Regions from separate parts of the Mus musculus genome. Here region 1 is linked to region 2. The links are chromatin loops, found by intact Hi-C in ENCODE. Cell type or tissue: left cerebral cortex. All regions are shown on one strand. Each heading gives the region's core, and the rest is flanking DNA. Links, peaks and the distances in the headings are about the cores only. Region 1 has its middle 30 kb from the start of Slc35f4. Region 2 overlaps Armh4 (armadillo-like helical domain containing 4).

What was found. Hi-C counts contacts between places; a loop is a spot of excess contacts. Peaks named below come from ENCODE experiments on the same cell type or tissue, not always from the same donor. Only the 100,000 strongest peaks of a DNase experiment are listed, where the experiment ranks them.
Region 1: a loop joins it to region 2, with 2.1 times the contacts of the local background. A loop is called at or near these places in 3 of 42 quality-filtered maps.

The regions. Positions count from the first base shown.
Region 1 is chr14:49,554,809-49,557,727 of GRCm38, reverse strand. No RefSeq gene overlaps it. Among named protein-coding and RNA genes, the nearest start is that of Slc35f4, 30 kb to the right of the region's middle. In left cerebral cortex, for the core only: no CTCF peak of the experiment used is centred there; a DNase peak (open chromatin) is centred at 1,326.
Region 2 is chr14:49,709,892-49,712,810 of GRCm38, reverse strand. The region is part of intron 5 of Armh4 (armadillo-like helical domain containing 4); the gene reads left to right. Among named protein-coding and RNA genes, the nearest start is that of Gm36146, 7.1 kb to the left of the region's middle. In left cerebral cortex, for the core only: a CTCF peak has its summit at 1,597 (motif pointing left); a DNase peak (open chromatin) is centred at 1,655.

The sequences.
Region 1 (2,919 bases), core at 116-2,615, 160 kb after region 2:
TTTAATGAGTATAAAACAAACCACCTTGCAATCAAGATCATTTTGCCTCGCCTTCCCTTTTGCTGAAATTACAGGTTTGCATAACCATGATAGTCCAGGCAGCTACTTAAGTCAGTTCTCTTCTGAAGTTTCTTGCTCATTTGCCACAGGACTTTCTCTGAATCCCTATCCCATTAGGAGTCATTTCTCTTTCCTAGATGTATTTATAACACCTAATCCACTCTTCCATTCTTATGCAAACAGTAGTCTTGTTTGCATATTTCCTTTTTCCTGCTTTGACTAGTTCCTTTAGCTACTCCTGTGTAGCCAAATGCTTAAGGAATTCTGCTAAAGGACATAACCTTATATGCGAGCTCCTGACTTTAGCTGTACAAATAAAGCAGCACACACTTGGAAATTGCAATTTTTCCTCCTCAAATTCTTGGTGAGGGGGAAGGAGAATGGTGAGGAAATATGTGAGCTTCTTCCTCCCCATGTTTTTCCTCTTGTCTAGAAGAAGCCGCAAATCTAGAAGGAGTGCGATCCCCTTTTCCGAGTTACATTGTGATATGAAAAACAAAATAAAAGAAAAACAAAATAAAATTCCATGGGGATTAGTTCCACTCTAATTCTAGAAATTAGTTCTGCCAAAAACCTGTGTGAGCTTGGAAGCAGGTTTTCCTACTTGAGCTTCCAAATGACAACACAGGCAACAATGATAAACAATATATGTATTTAATGAGCTCTTTTTAAGGAAACATCGACATGTGCTACTGGGTCCTACAGGAATTCTCTGGCATTTCTGTTGTTTATGAAGCCATGTCACAGCCAGGACTGTGGGGCGGGGGAGGGGTGCATAGCTCCACAAGAAAGCTCCTATCTCCCCTGTTCTTTTATAAAGTGACTGACCTCTTACTATTGCTTCTCTGAAGCTGAACAGGGCATAGGGTTCATTCGCTATCATTGTTTTGTCCAATGCTAGTCATAATGGCAGATACATCCCTGTGTCCGATCTGAAATTATTAATATCTGATTTCCCAACTGCAGAGAAAGCAATTGTCAGACACACTGTAGAATGTTTTTATTCCTGTGTCGAGGCATGGCATATGTGAAGCATTGGAAATTAGGGAAGGGAATGGCTGCTTCTGTACGAAAATGCCCCATTAGGAAACTCAGAACTGTACCCTTTAGAGAGATCGCTTAGAACCACTATCTTGAGCAGGAAGAAAACTAAACAGAAAACAGCCCCCATCTGTTTTGAACATTGTAATTGAATTTCAAACCCAGTATTTGGAGGTTATCCCACTAGGAAAGGGTGGGCGACTTAACTTATTTTGAATCCTGTGGCTATATATACTCTCCTGGCTGAGTTTGCATTCTGTGAAAGGTGATTTTATAAGTAATTAGAAGCCAAAGCCTGTTGAGGAAGAACAGATGTCCTGATCATCTTCAGCTTTGCTTATTTGGAATCCTGAAAATAAGAGGCGTCTACAAAAGAGTTATAGTCACTGTTTTTATAGAAAGGCACTTAAGATTTGTCAATATTACTAAAAGGCTGAGGACGAACTTAGAAAATCTGGAAGAGCTGCTTCAACAGTACAAGAACCTGATGCTATAATTTGGAAGTTATTTTACCCACTTCTATTCTTAACTCCATCAGTAGACCTGTTAGTTGGAAAATTTTTCCTTCTCCTCACATTTGTGATTTTTAAAGTTTAAAATTAGTTGGAGTTTATAAATAACACTGACAATCAAGTACAAAGATTTAGAAAAGAATATTGGTGAGAAAATAGATAATTCTAGACAGACTAAAGGAAATGAAACCTATATTTAGGTGGAGACTATATACCTAGCCTTCACCGTCACTGTCTCATCCTAGCCACACATTCCCAGAGAAGATAATGAGTTATGAAAGATGGGTTTTAGATAATAATGTTGACACCTATTAAAAAAAATAAGACCCTGTTACAACTTGAGCTTAAACTGTCTCTTGATATGACTCCTATATGAAATGTCCCACACAGACTCCTGTCTTTAAATACATTGTCCTTGGATAGTTGTGCTATTTGGGGACATCATGAAACATTTGGAGCAGGAAGGCTGGCTGGTGGAGCTGTGTCAGAAGGCAAGCCTTGAGGGTTATCAGGTATCCTGCTTCTGGTCTAGCTATCTGATTCCTGGTCATGCCATGTAACCAGTAGCTGCCACATGCCTCTGCTGACAGAGCCAGCATGACTCTTAATATTTTGTATGTTTGTCAGTTTAACACATCTGGGAGAAGGAGCCTCAATTGGGAAAATGCTTCCATCAGAATGGCCTGAAGGAATGGCAAGTTATTGGGCCATATTCTTGATTAACCATTAATGTGGAAGGGTCCAGTCCACTGTTGGCAGTGCCATGCTCCCTGACAGGAGAAAGAAAGCAGATTGAGCAAGCTATAATGAAAGCAAGACACTAAGCAGTGTTCCATCACAGTCTATGCTTTAGTTCTTGCCACCATCCTTGAGTTCATACTTGAGTTTTTGCCTTGACTTCCTTCTATGATGGATTGTGTCCTGGGATTTGTAAGTTGAAATTAGCACTTTCTACCCAAGTTGCTTTTAGTCGTGGTATTTGTATTTTTTGTATTTGGTGATAGGATTTGGTGATAGGATTTGGAATATTTGCATTTGGTGATGGTATTTGGTAATAGTATTTCCTTTGGAGAGATTAGGTATTAAAATGTTAGTGATACTTTAGTATTAGGCTCATTCTATCATAGAGTTTGAGCAATCAGCCTTTTGAAAAGTGACCAGCCCCAGGAGTGCTTATCATCTAAAGATCATTAAAATGAGATAGATATGACATTTTGCAAATATTTAACTGTTGTTTTCCAACTTCCATCTTGTATTCATTGGCTCTTCAGTCATGTGGTATAGTAAATCACACAGGCATACCCTT
Region 2 (2,919 bases), core at 187-2,686:
TGAGATAATGGTACATGTCCATTTCCTACTGTCCAAAGGAGTGATGAGAATTAATGAGACAATTTACATAAGTGATCTTAGAGGAAAATCATAATTTCAGTGTAATCACCAAGGGCAAAATTGAAGTAGACTCACTCAACATATGGATTGCTCCCTAGACATGAGAGGTAATTCAGCAATGGAGTTGGGCAGCGAGGGTATTCTACAGCTGTAACCAGGCTGCCCTGGAACTCGCTATGTACCAGAAGATAACCTTGATTCTCCTGATATTCAGCCTCTACACTCTAAATGTGTGCCATGGCTCTTGACTTCCCATGTCATGTCTGAGATATTCAAATTAATCCATTCTACCGTGTTTCTTTTTCACTGAGGAAAACAAGCTATTTTTCAATAGAGAATAGGTTATTTCCTAAAAGCTGGCTTGAACTGCAAAGAGCACACCAGTTAGAAAGCATGGTGGTTATGGTGGTTTGAGGCTTGGCCTATTAAAAAGTAACAGTATTAGGAGGTGTGACATTGTTAGAGTGTGTGCCCAGTGCAGATGAGAGCCTCCTCCTGACTGCCTAGGGATCAGAATGCAGAACTCCCAGCCCCTCCTCCAACACCATGTCTGCCTACATGCAGCCATGCTTCTTGTCATGATGGTAATGGGTTGAATCGATAAAATTGTAAGCCCACCCCAATTAAATGTTTTCCTTTTATAAGAGCTGCCTTGGTCATGGTGTCTCTTCACAACAATAAAACCCTAGCTACAACTACTGTAGATCATGGTGTACCATATGTATCATATTGGTCCTTATGCTACTTTATCTTGTTGTTATGTCTGGGATCATCAGAGTGATGAGAGGAGGGTGGAGAAGGGAAATACTCCCTGATGTACACAGCCTTTCTTTTTTTCTTTTTTTTTTTTTTTTTGCTTCCCACTTGTGATGGGCCCCCCTTTCTCCATCATCTCTGCAATGCTGTCATACCTCTCGTTTCTCCATCATGCTTTACAAGTCTGGGTGTGTTTACTGATTAATGATAGCATTGCAACTGAGGGGTTCTTAGAAATGAGTTAAATAGTGGATGTATTTTGGATCCCAATGTCATCTGTTTTGTTTCGGTACAGGGTTCAACCCAATTCTTTTGGTCTCAGGATCTTAGTGAGCCATAGTTATCTGTTCTAGAAGGCTACTTTATGGACCTTCTTTTAGATAACAAGGAATTAATGGGAAAGATTTTTTTCTTACAAAAATTCTTGGCCAATCCAGGTGTGCAGATACATTCCTGAGGTTCTATCTACCGGGGAGGTTGGTGGGAGAAGGATTGCCTGAGCTTTGGGCTCAAATTTATTAGTAAAAGGAAAGAAACAACTTCTCTATAAGTTGTTTTTAAAACCAGGCACAAATTTTCACAAACTGTTGTAAATGCAACATACCTGCATATCTGATTATCTTCAGAATAATTAGATCTGAATAACTCAGGCAAGGAAGTCTTTCACTTTTTTGTTTATTTTAGTTAAAAGTGAATTGGTTCTCTGGAAGTTGGGATGTGTTTGTTCCTAGAAAAGATTATTGTGGCGCAACACCTGGAAAAAAGGGAGAGCGCCCCCTACTGGAGCAGAGGCCCCACGTTTGTAAAAGTGTCAGCTGCAGCCCAGGTCACAGTATCAAGAGCTTTTCTCTCACTTAGATAAAACTAGTGCTATACTACAGTAAAGGGTTCCAGGACAGGTCAGAATGAAGCAGAGTTAGAGAGATTATTAGTATTTAGACAGAATCATATAGGAAAAAGGCAGAACACTGAGACATGGGTCGTAGTGAGGGAGGCGGGGCTAGGTGTCTTTATAATGCCACTGTGGCTTTATATGTTGTGTGGATCATAAGAGTGTGGTGTGGTAGATTTAAAGGAAAAAAAACCTTAAATTTTAAGTGTAGTTCACAAATTAAATAAATTATAGGACCTGGTTTTCCTCTTTATCAAAAGAATTTTCTTTTGGGAGTGAAATGATGGGTTATTTTATGGGTCACTGTTCTGTTTCGATTTAGGGATGAGAGTGCTGCTTGTGGTGTGGGAGTTTCCAGGTTCTTGGCACATTATTCAAGAATCCAATAAAGGCGCACACAGACTGTAACATAGCAAGACTACTTCACCCAAAGCACAGTGATAGTACAGGCCAGAAAGAAGATGCTGTCATGAAGGACGGCAGGCTGCAGGAGCCAGGATGTTCCCGAACCCTGAGGCTTCTTTATGTATTCTAAAGGATGGTGGAATTGGCTATTATGCACATATGTGAATGGTTCCCTGTGTTGATTGACAGTTTTAAAGATGTATAACTTCTCTACTGTGCATAGCCTTTCCATAATGCATCCAATTCTCAATGTATACATACCCAGTTATGCGCAGGCATAAGATTCTTAATAGGCGATTCCCCCTCAAAGTTTCCTTGGAAAGCACATTTTTCTCATTTTATATGCACCAAAACTAGTTTAGACTGGAGCAGCCCCCTTAGCCTTCTATCCAGATATAAGTGAATTTAATAGAAAGTTGATGGTCTCTATAGAGAGAAAAAAATGTATTCTACTGTTCAGGGAAGGGTGTGCATGCAGCCTGTTGCAGAAGGGTATCTTCCGTTGTTAACAGGTTACTAGGTACGCAGCTCAGAGAGAGGTTTGTGTGAGTCTAGTTCATTCAGGTAAAGGTCTTAAGTCTGTCAAGTGTATTATCAGAAGAGAGAGCTATAAATAGCCCAAGGCAAGTGGAATCCTAGGTGGCCAAACTATCCCGATGTTTTCCACTCTCAGGAGGAGAAATAGCATGGTAAAAGTCAAGACTACAAACATTCTAGCCCTGAATTAACATGGTTCACTTGTTTTTAACATCTTTGTTATCAGTGTTTTTAGAAAAACCACAAGTTATCTCTATAGGCAATTTTGG